2 separate regions of the Mus musculus genome follow, and region 1 is linked to region 2. Evidence: chromatin loops called from intact Hi-C (ENCODE). Cell type or tissue: left cerebral cortex. All regions are shown on one strand. Links, peaks and the distances in the headings refer to the core of each region. The heading gives the core; the rest is flanking DNA. Region 1 overlaps Nyap2 (neuronal tyrosine-phophorylated phosphoinositide 3-kinase adaptor 2). Region 2 has its middle 93 kb from the start of Dock10.

Region 1 (8,345 bases), core at 107-8,106, 320 kb after region 2:
GACACTGGGAATGGATATGTGTGTAGCATCATCATGTGGTAAAACAGTTTTATTTTAGTGCTGTTTGAATCTGAGCCAAGGGAATTTTTTATTTCAGAGCTATCCAATCACTTGCTGTCTTCAGACCATTTTGTACAGAGAAAAATTGGATGATCGTGACCTCTGCGGCAGACACAATAGTGCTTATTCCATGATCCTGGAGTACAGGGAACAGGATATTAAAAGGATGTGTAGGGTAGTGACAATAATAATGGGCTGTAAAATGCAAGCTACACACAGAAAGACAAGATTTACAGCATTGAGGAACACGGAGAAGACAGAAATTCCAAATGATGAGTTTAACAAAGAGAGGAAGTGAGTTGGAGAGAAAAGTATTGGCAATCAATGATGCAGATGCTTGAAATTGAAGCTTTGGAGAGCGTGGAGCTTGGGCAGTCCCAAAGTTCACATTACAACCATAGTGTTGTGGTCAAAGTAGGGAGCAAAAGCTGTCTCTGAAGAGAAGGGTGTTTGTTTGTTTGTTTTCTTCAAAATTGTGTTCCCAGAGAACACAATTATCTTAAGCTTTATTTTCTTTTAGGTAAACTATGTGGCAAAATAATTTATTTCGATTAATAGTTGCTAGATTCAATTTCTTTATTTCCAAGATTCATGAATGCCATTTAGTTAATTGTTCTTCTTAAGTTGAACCATGCTGTAGTAAATAAGAAATTCCACTTTCGGTTAAATAGCCATAAATTTAAATTTCCCTGATCCCTTCCGATGTGCATAGGAGAGTTTTATCTTAATAGAATGAACTTTAAATTTAAATTTTCTTTTAACTATACTATAAAGCCTGAGGTAATTGTATCTTTTTCTACTGTTTAGTACTGGCCTACTGTATTTTTATGTACAACCTATAACAGATGATAAATATTGTAACAAGGCCAACTAAGATACTGCACCTATCATAAAGGGGCATTGTTTTATTTTTAGACGCATCATGGACATTAAAACTCTGGCTAATATGATGTGGTAATAGTTTTTAATTTGTTATGCATTGAGATGTATAGGGAAAGATGAGCTTTAATCAAAGGCAAGGTTTAACACCAGACCCTGAAGCCCCTAGGCACTGCCGCATAAAGAGGATAATCCAAGTGCTTTCATTGACACAAGAGCATTAGATTCAATTATTTTGTCTAAAGGAAAGCAATCATGGAGAGTGCATTGTTCCCGGAAAACCATTCCAGGAAAACAGGCTGCCAGACTTCTGGCCCCTGACTAGGCTGTCTGTGACATCTATATTTCAGTCCATCCCATTACTCCACTTGAGAGCATTAAGCAGATGTGAACCTGTTGTGCATAAAAATGGGTCATTGGTCCATTTACAGGAACTAACACATCCACAAATAAATATTTGACTCTTAAGCAGTATCTCTTGTGATTCATATTTACACATCATTGACTATTAGGATGAAGGGTGGAGATTTTGTTTTTACAACTACATGAATGATTTTTTTAATGGACTTCAAAAGTGCCAGGAAGTACACTTCTCAATTCACATGCTTACCATTGTAATATGTACAATGAAAATATCTGTAAAATACTTTTTGTTCTTAAATAGGAAAAAAATGCTTTTGACTAAAGTCTGGCCTTCATTTACACTTTCATTTGAATCCCACAAATATCCTGAGGGATCACTGGGTAGGATATAACTAGCCCTGTTTGATAAGTGAATGAATCTCTTTGGAAATTAATCTGTGAATCATCACACATGATCCAAGAGCAGAATTCCAAACAAAATTTCCTAATTAGGATGGGAAAAACATGACAGAGAAAGGGTATTGTACTGTTTGTGTGTGTGTGTATGTGTGTGTGTGTGTATGTGTTTTAGAGAGAGAGAGAGAGAGAGAGAGAGAGAGAGAGAGAGAGAGAGAGAGAGTTACAGAGTTACAGAGTTACAGATGATTTCCTTAATTTTTTGAAGCTTCTTCCTGGAAAGAGAGTGGATTTCCTGTTTTCTTTAGAAATGGGGGTTTTGGGGTGACATGTAATTTTCTATATTTTGCCTTATTGCTCACTTCTATATTTCTGTTCTACAATATTTTTGCTTTTTACTATTTATACTACTGAAGATGTATTTTAGACATTTAGGTTGAAACCCTTTAATGAATGTCAAGAAATTATTCACTTATTAATTATAGACTTTATTTTAATGTGGGTCTGAATTTCATTTAAATATCTGATCACATAGAATTTATGTTTTTATATTAAATAAGCAGGTTAGATGTATAGGAATCAAAGTTATGCACAGTGTTTGATCATCTTCCTCCAGAATTCTAGAGTTTTAAGTTTCACTAAGATAGATATAGTGAAAACAGAAAGTGACAATAGATAAGATCTTCAAACTGTAGAAGAAAGAATTAATTGATAGAGGTTTCAGAGGCAGGCTGGTGTTCAATACAGGCTCTGATAAATTAGAGATACATTTTTAAATGGAGGTGTAGTTTGAAGTCAATAAGTCCCCACAGCAGCAGGATCATATGTGTTGAAAATAAAATGCAAAAGAAGGCTGATCTGGTTCCCAAAAGCCTCACTTGCCTTACAAAGGCTCTGTCTCAAGGACAAAGCCCAAAGACTGTAAAGAAAGAGGACTTCATCCTATTTCTTAGGAGTATTTTCCTATTGCTGGGGAATACCAAGGAAGTCTGTGTGAGGGGCTGCTGGTTAATTTGTTTGTCCTCTTAACAGAATTGACAGTTCCTAAAGATGCTAGTTCCTGGTCACATCTGTGAGGGATTATCTAAGTTAGATTAATTGAGATGGGAAGACTTATTCTAATTTGGGAAGTAGATGCCATTCCATAGGCCATGGCCCTAAACATAATAGAAAGGAAAAAATTGTCCTAAGCCCAAGTTCATCACTTCCTGCTTCCTGACTATGGACACAATGAGATGAGCCTGTCTGTGATGGATACAATGTGAAGAGCCATGACCAGCTACTGCAGTCACATGCTCCCCACCAAGATGAACTGAATACCTATGAACTATGAGACATAACAACCTCTCATTCCTTTAAGCTGCATCCAGGCAGGTATTTGTCCACAGAAGTGATGAAAGGGATCCACCCGATAATCAGCATCCAAACGCTGACACCATTGCATACACTTGCAAGATTTTATCGAAAGGACCCAGATGTAGCTGTCTCTTGTGAGACTATGCCGGGGCCTAGCAAACACAGAAGTGGATGCTCACAGTCAGCTAATGGATGGATCACAGGGCTCCCAATGGAGGAGCTAGAGAAAGTACCCAAGGAGCTAAAGGGATCTGCAACCCTATAGGTGGAACAACATTACGAACTAACAAGTACCCCGGAGCTCTTGACTCTAGCTGCATATGTATCAAAAGATGGCCTAGTCGGCCATCACTGGAAAGAGAGGCCCTTTGGACACGCAAACTTTATATGCCCCAGTACAGGGGAACGCCAGGGCCAAAAAGGGGAAGTGGGTGGGTAGGGGAGTGGGGGTGGGTGGGTATGGGGGACTTTTGGTATAGCATTGGAAATGTAAATGAGCTAAATACCTAATAAAAATGGAAAAAAAAAAGAAAGTAATCAACACATTGTTCACAGGCAAATGACAATGCAAAGCCTTGGAGACAGCTTGGAAAACAGGCAGCATGTATAAATGCTTGATAGAAAACTAAGGAGTTATTATATGTTAGTCAAATATATATACCTAGAATATAGGTATCAAATTCTTTAAAATGAGCAAAAACTTGGAAAGTCTTCATCTACAGAAGACAACTTCAATAAAGGTGAGAGGAGTGGTGAAGAGAACCACAGTACTTTCTCAGTGAGATATACTTTGATGTGCTTATGTTTTGAATTAACAGAACCAATTAATCTTTCAGTCACCACAAGGCATGGGCATTTGAATCTATAGTAATATCTTAACGGTAAGCAAGGAGACCATTAACTCACACTGATACGTTAGAAAGACTTTAGATTATGTTGGGGAAAACTGGTACATTTTTAGTCCTCAACAGTTTTAGTTTTCAATCTTAATTTTTTTATATGCATGTCCATTGTTTCTTTCCTCTCCTCTCCTCTCCTCTCCTCTCCTCTCCTCTCCTCTCCTCTCCTCTCCTCTCCTCTCCTCTCCTCTCCTCTCCTCTCCTCTCCTCTCCTCTCTTCTCTTTCCTTTCCTTTTTTTCTTTCTCTTCTTTCTTTCTTTCTCCCCCCCCCCTCTCTCTCTCTCTCTCTCTCTCTCTCTCTCTCTCTTTGAGGCACATTTTTTTTCCTCTCCATCATGATTTGGTTTAAAGTTTAAAAATATTTTCTGAACTCTAAGCAGATTATTTTACCATGCTTAAGCACACTAAATCTCCTTGTACAGTCTTTAAGCTTTCAACCAAGAAATTTGACATGGCCATTAATTTACAAGGCACCAGGGTCTGAAGAAGCACATTCTACAAAGGTTTGAGGAGGGCAGACACCTTATGCTTGAGACAGAGCTGACATTAAAGCTTGCTTCATTCCAGTCCTATGATTTTATTTGGCAAATTATACCATTTCTCTGCTAGAAGGTCAATGAATGTCTGGCAGTATAATTGGGAGCTTTACAAATTCCAAGTTAACTCATTTTTCTGGCTGTGAAATGTGGAGCCAGAAATAACTTTGGGTCATACCAATCTTTTTACTGCCAAGATTATGGGAAAACAGATTTTGCAAAATACAGTAGGCATTTTGCTAGTTTTGCTCATAAAGCAATGGTGGTGGTGTTGGTGGTTGTGGTGGAGGAGGAGGATGTTGAGGTGGTGGTGGTGGTGGTGGTGGTGGTGGTGGTGGTGGTGGTGATGGTGGTGGTGGTGGTGATGGTGGTGGTGGTGGTGGTGGTGGTGGTGGTGCTGGTGGTGCTGGTGGTGCTGGTGATGGTGATGGTGAAGGTGATGATAATGGTGATGGTGATATGAAGAAGTGTTTGTTTGTGATGTATGTCAAATGCCATGTCATAGATGATAATCTAAGCTTGAAAAGCAATGAGCTACAATTTGACTGGTCGTGACACTGCTTAGGAAACAATGAATAGTGAAACTGTGCTGCAGACCATAACATCTGCCACTTCCATTTGTTTTTTCCCTCAAATCTGTGGGAGTGCTTTGTATGTTAGCACTAATAGGAGAGTGTATTCTCCCTTCAAGGATCATGTGTGAGCTGCCTTGAGATTTGAGAGCAAAGGTAACTGACTCTCATAAGCATATGGTTTCATCTCCAGAGTATAAGTGTGTGGGCAGAACAAAGAACAGAGCCTTGGCTGCTGTTCTCAGAATGCCATGGCTGTCAATTAAGATACTTTACAAAGCTAAAGGAGAATGAGATCCACTCCAGAGACTGGTTCAAAGAAGATTTGTTTAGAGCTCCTACTGTGTTATCTCAGGAATCTAAATTATCTATAAAAATCATATGATAGGCAGACATTGAGTTTCCATTTTGATATTTAAAAAGTAGCACTGAAAAAATTAATATCCCCAAGGACAGAGAGCTAGTCAGTAGCTTGAATTTTAGGTGTGTTAAGTTTGCAAATTGGCTACTGGGCTATGGGAAAGAGCATGTGAAGATAGGACATTTACAGATAATAAAATAATGATTGGCTAATCATTCTTGCCTCACAGAGTCCTCACAGTTTCCTCTCAATGACTGTTTGAGACTGCCAAAGTTAAAAGAATTCAAAATAAGAAGGGTTCTGAAAATTAGTTTGTGTTTTTTTCTCAGGAGGTCATGACTTCCCTTCGATTCTGTTATTTTGTCCTCCTGATTATTGCTGGAAATAATTCATGTTCTAATGCCCTTGGGGAGCTTGGTGATCAGTGAAGATGATCAACTAAGGAGTTAATAAAGTGGGGTAGTGTGCTGACATTTAAGACCTAGAGAAAGACCTTGAGAAATGACACAAGGGTCATTGTTTATTTCTGTCTCTGGACAGGAGAAGCAGTATCCTCTGACAGAACAGGGAAGAGGCTTGGAGTCTAGCCTTGGTGAAACCCATCTGATGATGGGAAGTTTCCTCATAGGAAACTACACAGACAAAAACCCTCCATGTGATTTAACAAAAGGAACATCAGTGACTGCAGGCTGAGGTCATAAGTCACCTGACTTTTTATACTTTAGGCTGAACACTTTTGTCATCTTGTTGGTTCTGAATGTTCTATCAACAATCTGGAGTTGTGGTAGAGTGGGAATACATTTTGTTAGAATATTTTTAGGGTCAGGATGGGAAAAAGATGGGTTATCTATAGAGGATCCAGGCCTGATATCACAGAACTGTGTGAAGTATTAGGCCAGAGAAACAGAAATATCTCCAAGGGGTCTTATTTCAAGTGGCATGAGTAAATTTACACTTGGAAATCTGAGCTTGGCATTACTGGGGGAAGATTAGCTAAGAGGCAGTGACATTAATTTAGCCTAGAAGTGATGAGTGCTGTAATCCTAAAGCAGGGCAAGAGGGATGAGGAGGAAGGGATTATGCGGATATCTGCATTAAGTCAGTGGTTGTGATAGCAAACAAACAGTCCATGAGCATTGGAAGATCTCTGTCTTCTCCATCATTAATGGAGAAAATGATAACCTAATAAAAGGGAGAAATGAAGAACATTATTAAGTAAAATCAATGCACAGCTCATTGCTTAGGACTCCTATAAGTTCTTGACTATCACAGAAGATGTACACACTCATCCATTCCTTTAGTGTTTGCTTAATAGCTGTCCCTCTGAGCCAAGCTCTGGGCTAGCAATGGAGCTAGAAGGTAACAAGGTCCCGTGAAGTTCTGCCTGACTAGGCCTGTCACATTGTGTGAGCTTTCCAGATTCCCAGTGTCAGCACCTAATGCCTTCATCTCATGAAACCTCACTCATGTTCTGCATGGGCTGAAAACCCACTTCCTGTCTCGGGCTTTCCTGGATCCTCAGTGGTGGTTACGGCCCCAAGGTTTGCTTTCTTTGTACGGATATGGTGCTTCCTCTAAGACCACCTTGGCTACATGATGCTGAGTTCAGAATGTCTCTGTAGTCTGTTCTTTGAGGTCACTGGCCAGGCCAATTAGGATCGTTCATTGTCCAGTTGGGAATGATGTTGATTTTCTTTATTTTTTATGTTTGTAAGCAGTGAACAACTGGAATAACTTCCAAAGTGGAGCTGTCCCATCTAATTCCCAGGACCTAGGAGGCAGAGGCATGCATATCTCTCTGAATTCTAGGCCAGTCTGGTCTACAGTGTGAGTAGAAGTGAAAATGAAATTTCATTTTCAAGGCTACATTGAGAAACCCTATCTCAAAGAACAAAACAAAACAAAAACAGAATAAAACAAAACAAAACAAAAACCAAAGCAAAACAAATAAACCAAAGAATTACACTCTAGAACACTCTAGAAAGCCTAACCTTTTTTTTTTTTTCAAGAAAGGGTTTTTCTTTCTCTGTATAGCCCTGGCTGTCCTGTAGCTCACTCTGTAGACCAGGCTGGCCTCGAACTCAGAAATCCACCTGCCTCTGCCTTTGCCTCCTGAGTGCTGGGATTAAAGGTGTGAGCCACCACGCCCGGCAACCTAGCCAGTTATAATAGTATTTCAAATAGCCTTTATTTAGTCCCTTCCACAGAGAAGTTCAAGGTCATTATATTAACATCCTCTTTCTAGTTTCTACTTCTACAGTGATAGGAAAAAAAAAAAAAGAAAAGAAATGGAAACAAAAGAAAAGAGAAAAGAGAAAAGAAAAGAAAAGAAAAGAAAAGAAAAGAAAAGAAAAGAAAAGAAAAGAAAAAGGCTAGCTAAGCTCAGTTCTAGAAACTTGGCAGATTCTCAAACTATATTCAAAGTTTATGTTAGTTTTCATAACACAAATATAATACCATGTTCCAGAACGTCCTCATCTTGGGTTGAATTGTTGAAAAAGGTCTCCCACAGTATGAAATTGTATAAATGACATTTAAACTGAATCAGGACATCATGACTTATTTTCCATGTACCTTCCCTTCTCCAAGCCAGAGCACTTGAAGGAGCATGGAGATCTTATTTGTGTATTGAACTAAGTAATGTTTTAATTTTAGAGTCTAAAGTACCATAGGTAATTACATATGTTAATCTTAAAAGCACTTGTCATGTTTTAAGTAAATCCTAAAGATGATGGAATTTGTTCAGGCCTTAATAAATCTTAAAGAGGGTAGAATTTGTTTGGGTCTTAATAAGAACCATATCATAGGCCTGACTCTAGAAATTTAGAATGGATGAAAGGAGATTTTACAGAGTTATGTAATATTTGCATAGGCTCTAATTCTACCTAAACTAATAAGAGAGAGGGGGTGGAAATAGGGGAGC
Region 2 (8,345 bases), core at 92-8,091:
TTAAGTGAAACATAAATTCATGTAAAAAGTCTACCACAGTTTTCTTCCATGCATTTATAACAATGCAGACTGCTGTCAGGGTATCTGAGACCTGAGAGATTATGTTGTCCTGACTTTAAATATCCCTTTTATTAGGCTTTGCATGTGTGTGTGTGATGTTGTGAGATTTTACTCATTACATTGGTATCAAGTGTCATAGACACAATATTGGTTAGCTATGGGCATATCAGGTTTTTTTTAAGCCTGAAAATCTAGATGAATATTGAGCAATGATGAGTCAAGGCATAGACAAGTTGGACAGAAGAAGGGCTCTTAGCAGACAGAGATGTACTAGGAATACATTTATACTTGCACAGGTGTTGGAGAAGAAAGTCTATTGGATTATTTAAAGGTAGCATTCATCTTTATGGACAAAGATCAGATTAGATTTCTATAGCAGAGAAAGAAGGATCGTGTGGAGAAGCATGCTAATACATTCATGAGGAGATCATAAGTCGTGTCAAACAGACATTGAACATTAAGACCTATACATGATTTTACATAAAGATCAGATCACAGAATTCATATCAAAACCATGAAAATTTAAAATTAGAATTAAATAACGCAGTGTAAGGATTTGCTTAAAATGTATAGAGTTCTCATATATAAAACTAAGATAAAAAAGAAATATCCAGGGGGAATAACCACTTCTTTGTTTAAGATGGTCATTTGAATGTGACATAAGATATTGTATTGCTAAGGTAGGAAAGTGTTTTAAATTTGTAGTTAAAGATGTAAGGGTGCTACACGACGCCTTCACAAATGTATAAAAGTTGCACAGAAAGAAAGAAATCATTAGACAAATTTTGCAAAATTTTCACAATGCAAAAAATACAAACAAGAGACAACAAAAACAAAAAACAGAAAACAAAAGTAAGAGTCAATTTATAAAGAGTTCATTAGGACTGATGGGGTTAATATCTTACTTCATGGGCTGTATTAATTTTCCTGGTTTGTGGCAGAGGGTGATAAACAAATTATTGGGATAGATTTCAAACAGCAGAACATGGAAAAACTCATTAGCTTCTTTTGGCCTCAAGCTATCAATGTTTCTACCTGTGATTAATGATCCTTTCTGTCTGTCCTCAGCCTTGGAAATAGGTGGAAGTCTGCAAAGGAAACTTTATATCTTTTTTATTTGGCACCTTGAAAAAAAATTGTCGTTTAAAGGTTAATTTCTCAACCCAAGAAGTTTCTTTGTTAGCATGAATAGGAGAATTGTTTTCAAGTAGAAGATGTCAAATTAGAATGACTAAAACTTGCATGTATTTTGGCAATTCTGAGTTAAATATTAGCTGAAAGTGGTCACATACACCTTTGATCTCAGCACTCAGAAGGCAGAGGCAAGTGGATCTCTGTGAATTCAAGGTCTGCCTGGTCATCATAGCAAATTGTAATCCATCTTAGTGAGATTATGTCTCAAAATATTTGTATTGTATTGTAAAAGTATGTAAGTACATTTTCTATATAATATCCATCACATATATTATAAACTTATGTAGACTAATTTAAGTAGTTATACATCAGCAAAGGTATATAATCATATATATATATATATAACTAAATATACAATACATATATAACATATAAGTATATGTGAATAAACATATACATATAATTATACATATAAACTATAAATTCATACAAACACATTAAGCAATGACTAATAACAGGACCAGGTTCCAGGTCACATTGTGTCATAGTAAGAACATGGGGCTTTAATCAGACAATCCTCTCTCCTGTCTCTCTTTCCTACTAACTTTGTAACTTTAGAGAAACAACTTAGTTTCTTTATGTCTCTTACCCACTTAAGTTAATGAAATTGACTATGAATTAATGAACTAGTGAATTAGGTAGCAAGTCCAGAACAAAGCTGCTTGTTACTAATGCGAACACACAGTAGTAGTCACAGATCCCTAAGCTCTGTGTTCTTTCTGATACATTACCCAAGGCTCTAGTTCATGTAACTTGCAGCACTTTCTAATACAACGATACCTCATGGGAAGTATGGTTGTCCCTTCTGCTTCTTTCTAAGCAGCAACAGGATCTCAACATGAAAGCATAGATGAGATATCAAAGTCATAGATAAATCAAAGGCTACATGCTATATGTGGTGGCTTGAACACTTCATTGATCTGAGGTCCCACAAATGTTATCCTTCTTGGAGATGTGTTTTCTTATGAAGTATCAGTGAATGAGATGTGCATGGTTTCATAGGCTATGTGATGAACACATAAATAACTAAGGGCTGTAGAGCATTTTACATTTTTTACAAAGCACTTTCACATTTACAAACCCTATGTCTTTGGCCTCTCAAGCTTATGTGAATGGGCATTAAGGCATTTTAAAAAATAGTTTTTCCATTAAGATAGGATTTGGCTCTAGAGACTACATACAGAATCATCCTTGACTTTTTAAAAAATATATATAAATAACATTTAAAGGAACTGCATTATTATCTTGCCAGAGCACTATTCACATAAAAATGATATTTTCTTTAGTCTATTTATGATTATATATATATATATATATATATGCACATATATTATACACTTAAATAAGCTTATGAAATAGTAGGCTTTTCTTTGGCCTTTGAAATCATTTTATTTACTCCTCTTCTCTCTTCCTTCCTTATTATTCTCCCCCTCCCTAGTTATATTCCCCTCCCATCTTTGTTTTTTTTTTTTTTCCCTTCATAGCACCTGTGTCCTACTGTCACTCTCTAGGGCTCCTTATCCCCTCCTCCTCATGTGGCCCCTTACATTCCTGGATATTATGGTTATTCTAAGTTACATATTCAAACATGAGGATGCAGAGCCAGGATAGTCAACTAGTAAGTCTTAGACCCATCGTCTCCACCTTTCAATGCTGGGATTATAAGCATGCACAGCCACTCCCATTTTTTTAATTGGATATTTTATTTATTTACATTTCAAATGTGATTCCCCTATCCTGGATTCCCCTCTGGAAACCCCCATGCCATCACCCTCCCCTGCTTCTATAAGGGTGCTCCCCCATCCACCCACCAACTCAAGTGTCCCCAACCTGGCATTCCCCTACACTGGGACATCAAGCCTTTACAGGACCAAGGGCCTCTCCTCCCATTGATGCCCAACAAGGCCATCCTTTGCTACATAAGCAGCTGGAGCCATGGGTCCCTCCCATATGTACTCGTTGGTTGGTGGTTTATTCTCTGGGAGCTCTAGGAGGTCTGGTTGATTGATATTGTTATTCTTCCCATGAGGTTTGAAATCCCTTCAGCTCCTTTAGTTCATTCTCTAACTCCTCCATAACCCAGCCCTCCCATTAAGTCTCTAATACACTGAAATCTTTAAACAGAGAGTCCTGGCAATGAAGAGTTTCTGGAAAGCTAATATTATTAATATTATTTTTCTCAATCTTTTAAAAAAAATTTATTAGATATTTTCTTCATTTACATTTCAAATGCTATCCCAAAAGTCCCCTACACCCTCCTCCCACCCTGTTCCCCTACCCACTCAGTCCCACTTCTTGACCCTGGCATTCCCCTGTACTGGGGCATATAAAGTTTTTAAGACCAAGGAATCTCTCTTCCCAATGATGGCCGACTAGGCCATGTTCTGCTACATATGCAGCTAGAGACATGAGCTCTAGGGGTACTGATTAGTTCATATTGTTGTTCCACCTATAGGGTTGCAGACCCCTTCAGCTGATGAGAACTGATGAAGTGTGAGAACTGATGTCAGATCCATAGCGTCCATATTAAAACACAGCCACCACCACCACCATCACCACCATTTCCACCACCACCACCAGAACCACCTGTGTGAGCATGGCAACTTGCTTGTAAAACCAGCACTCTGGAGGCAGAGACAAGGGTTTCTGGGAAAGCCTGCTATGCAGATTAGATGAATCAGTGAGCTCTGGGATCATCAAGAGATTCTGTTCCAATAAATGAAGTAGAGATCAGTCAAGGAAGACACCCATTAGCTATGGGCCATTATACAGATACCCACACATGCATATGCACCTGTACACACATGTAATCACACACACAAGCCGTCTGTGCACATCCCACAGACATGTAGATTCTTTATCTCATAATTCTTCCTCCGCATTTTGAGAATTTTTGTTTATTCTTTCTTGGTGAATTCAACATTTACTGAGATAATTTGCTATTGTTGGTTGGATTTTTGTAAACATAAAATATATTTATTTAAAATCAAATATTGCAAAATTAATTTCTTTCTTATTATCTTTCAGTCTGCCTATGTCTCCTCCATTGACTTCTCCTTTTGGTATTTGTAAATTGGCAAAACTAATTACTTGGTCATTTTTTGCCAGATCCTCTTTACTCTGAACCCATCTTTCTACTTTCCTCACAAGTAAGTGGGTTACATTCCAAGGATGTTGTAACTTCCTATAGAATGAGAAAACAAAACTTACAGTGTAAAATGTGCATGGAAAGCTATACAGAAAATACTAAATAATTTCAAGATGATCTCAGTATATAAATGAATATGTCTGAGAATTTACTCCTACATTGCATTCAAGGCCCAGCATTAAACATCAAAAGAACAGATGGTTTCTTAAGTCTCAACATGAAGGACTGAAACCTACTTTGCCTAGCTTAAAAGTGTCCCTATGTTTTCTGTGTATTGCTTTGAATATATGACTTCATTAACACATAAAAACTGAGGATTTGACTCAGAACTCAACACCCCTCATGTTATAGGAATGAGAAGATAGAGAAATACTGTAAAAATTGAGAATGGTGGTGGATGCCCTTGACATTGGAGAGTTGGAAAATACAGTCCTGGATGCAAGATGGGACCTGAGGGAAGTGCTTGATTTGAATTGGAATCCAGGACACCTGGAGGCAGTACAAGGATGGTGAGCTGAAGTCAGAATATGTTATCCATGGCACACAGAGTTTCCCCTTTCTCTCTTATAACCTTTGAGACAAGACAAATTTTAGACTATAGGTATTCAATTATCTAAATCCCTCCGTTTTGTCCTCACTAGGAGAGTATGGGAGCCATATGATTAGTTTATTTAGAGACATGTGGACATGTAGAGATATGTCTTTTGGTTAACACAACTCCATAACACTTATTTAATTACTACAGTGTTAAGTTTGAGTAGTGAGGCTGTTGAAGAGCCAGAGTCTGAAAGGTCATTTTCAAGCAGAGATGCTCTTTTCTTAGGAAACTCCTTGAGGATCCAGTTTATCAAAATTTTGTCCTGTTGCATTTACTGATCTGTGTAATTTCACATTTAGAAAGAATGCAAAGTAGGTTAGTCAGCAGCTGTTAGACTCTACTAACAAATGACCAGGCAAAGAGAGAGTTTAATAACACACAATAGTGGCTTCTTTCACACATATCTTCAAATATTTTATACCCCCCAACATCCTTCTTCTGTCCATTTTCCTTTTAGGATCCTGGGTTTTGGATAAGAATTAAGGTTTTTTTTTAATGGATTTTAATTTCTCCCCAAATGTTCTCTATCAGATGCTATTTTAGTTGAAGTTTAGATGAGTTTCAAAGTAGTAGTACAAATGTGGATTTACTACCAATCTATCTGTGTAGTATCAAAAGGTAAGGACAAAAATATATTGCAGACAGAGTTGAGTTAATCTTTTTCAGTCTGGCCAATGGTCCTACATTCCATATGGGCATAACATGCAAGGCTGTTTGTGCTGCATTTCTCAAAATGGTCCTGTTAAATGAGCTCTTAATATTGTTTGGAAGCTAATATTAATTGCCCTGGAAAATGTGGATTAAATACTTAAATAAAAGTTCAGTTGCTAAATTTAACATGAAAGAGTTGCAAAACATTGCACTTGGTTAACATTCAATTGTTCAAAGTAATTGAAATTTGAATTTGTTTGCTACTGATTATGAAATAAAGCATTTTTTTGCTATACTTGGACAAAAGATTTGTGTCCTGCATATGCTTGGAATCTGCTGAAATAGCTGCTTTCCTAACCAGCCTTCCTAACCAAATGAGTCATTTGTTTGCTTCATTTCTTCTTAAGACCTGCGAGGAGGTTTTCCAAGCTGTCCCTCTTGTAGCAGATGGAGTTCTCACAGGAGTCCATCCCTATAGCAACAACAGCTGCACTGGCGATTAGTGCTCTATGGGATTTCTGAATAGCTTGTAAGGCCATTGCCATCTGAAAACCTCTCCTTCTACCATTGGGATCCCTGCTGATGCCATTTGGATAATGTCTGGTTTGACCTGAATCTCAGAGGAGACCGCTATCTTGCATATAACTTAAGGAGAACACTCACCATAAAATTAAATTATATGTGGGAAATAGGTATGCTTCTTTTCTAGCTTGTTCTTTTAAATCCTATGACCTGAGTATTTGACTTACTCATACACAGTTATCTGGCATAGATAGGTATATAGCTCAGATTTCATGGTTGAGGAAGAGTAACGTTATGTGGCTTATTGGATTATGCCTTCCATAAAAGCATGGGCCATAACAGAAGTTTTCCATGAATTCAGTTCAGTAGTGAGTGCAGGGCAAGTGGTAAAATCATCCTGCCACACACCTTCTAGGCTGCCAAGCACCTGGCATAGGCTTTCTAGGTGCCTTTTTCATAAATCTGTCAGTGGTCTTTCTAATTTCAAACAAATATTAATACAGTCACAACATTGGTCACATATTGCATAAACATGGGTAGCAGTTCAAGTGCTGCCAGTTTAAAGAGGCTTAGTGGAAATTCTTGACTACCGATAGTGCTAATATGAAGTTTAAAATTTGGAGGGTATACTTGTGAGAATAATTTCAGCCCAATCAATAGGTTTGACAAATATTACCATAATGATGGATTGCATGTGTGGAGCAATCCTGACTTGGTACCAAGATATGCTTTCATTTTTGCTAAACCCACCATTGCTCAGGATCTAGCATCTGGCTTCTTTCAAACTTCTTTGAGTTCCTCTAAGACTGGTGGTCACAGAAAATCAATAGAGGAGCAGGGTGTGGTTTTAGGATTGAATGTTCATGTTTACAGCCACTATGGACTCACTGGGACTTGAGTGCATGGGAGAAAATAGGTCAGGTGGAAACTTAGAAAAAACCTATTGCTTCTGTTACAGAAAAAGCTTTTGCTAACTTACACCAGTAAATTATATATTTAGGGATTTTTTTTTTCAGAAGTAAACCCTGTCTGAAAGCTAATTTGTATGCCTTAGTTTAAGCTCACATCCAGGCTACAACTATTCTGCAGTGAAAAGGAGTCTATCATCAGAGTCCACATATAATTCTAACCAGACACTTGCCTTGTATTCTACAGCCTGCATGTCCAGACTGTCAAAAGGATCATCATTTCACCCCACGGTTTGTGTCAGATAAACACAGTTTTCCTATCATACACTCAGTACAGTGTGATTGCATGTGGCTGCATCGAGAATTTCTTATTTATAGAGTAGAAGCACAGCATCACATGATATCTAAAATGCTACGTGCATCGGGGCTACCTTGGACTCACTCCAAGGACATTTGGAGCTCTTGGAAGTGTTCACAAAGGTACTCATTATAACGGGGTCTTGTTTGGAGCACAGCTCATGAATGTGGACCTTGTGGGTAGTGTTACAAGGAAGCTCGGTTTTGCAGGGATGCGTCCCCTTGCCAGAGAACCGTGTCTGCTTCCCATAAGTGCATCCCTTATGCTGCCAGCTGTTCACTGTTATCATTTGCAGTCTGCAGCCTGGTTCCACTCTCTGGCTTCCTCCAGGGTGAGAGGGAAGCAGGGACACCTGCTGCAGATCTCAGGCTTTTCCTTTCTGCAGTAGCTGTCTCTAATTGCCTTTTTTTCTCCCCAATGCTGGGATTTCAACTTGCTTACTGTCTCTGTGTCCTTACTTTTTCCTTTTGAATGTTGTCTTTGAGAATTTAGAGCATGAATACTGTATTTCCATGATTTGGCACTGCTCTCTCCCCCTCCCCACTAACTTCTCCTATGTCCCCCCTACATGTCAAACTCATAATGACCTCTTTTCCTTTAATTATTATTGTTTTACACACACACACACACACACACACACACACACACACACACACACACACACACGTAAACATGTAAGTATAGCCTGCTGAGTGTATTTATTGTATATTTACAATACATAAGAGTTGAGTGCTCTTATGCATATTTAGGGCTGACTTCCTGGGATTGGATTACATTCCTGGGGGTGGGGAAGCTATTTTTCTTGTCTCTCCAACCTCCTGTTTGTACTTTCTCATTTCCACTCTCCCAAGTTCTGAGAGTGTGCTGTTTCCTGAAAACCCCTCTCCCTTTTGCTTTTTTTCAGTG

Evidence for each region. Hi-C counts contacts between places; a loop is a spot of excess contacts. Peaks named below come from ENCODE experiments on the same cell type or tissue, not always from the same donor. Only the 100,000 strongest peaks of a DNase experiment are listed, where the experiment ranks them.
Region 1: a loop joins it to region 2, with 2.2 times the contacts of the local background. A loop is called at or near these places in 4 of 42 quality-filtered maps.

What each region holds. Positions count from the first base shown.
Region 1 is chr1:81,168,274-81,176,618 of GRCm38, forward strand. All of the region lies in intron 2 of Nyap2 (neuronal tyrosine-phophorylated phosphoinositide 3-kinase adaptor 2), which reads left to right. Among named protein-coding and RNA genes, the nearest start is that of Nyap2, 95 kb to the left of the region's middle. In left cerebral cortex, for the core only: no CTCF peak of the experiment used is centred there; DNase peaks (open chromatin) are centred at 4,627 and 5,189.
Region 2 is chr1:80,846,895-80,855,239 of GRCm38, forward strand. No RefSeq gene overlaps it. Among named protein-coding and RNA genes, the nearest start is that of Dock10, 93 kb to the left of the region's middle. In left cerebral cortex, for the core only: no CTCF peak of the experiment used is centred there; DNase peaks (open chromatin) are centred at 4,699, 6,083, 6,976 and 7,694; H3K4me3 peaks cover 270 bases; H3K27ac peaks cover 2,484 bases.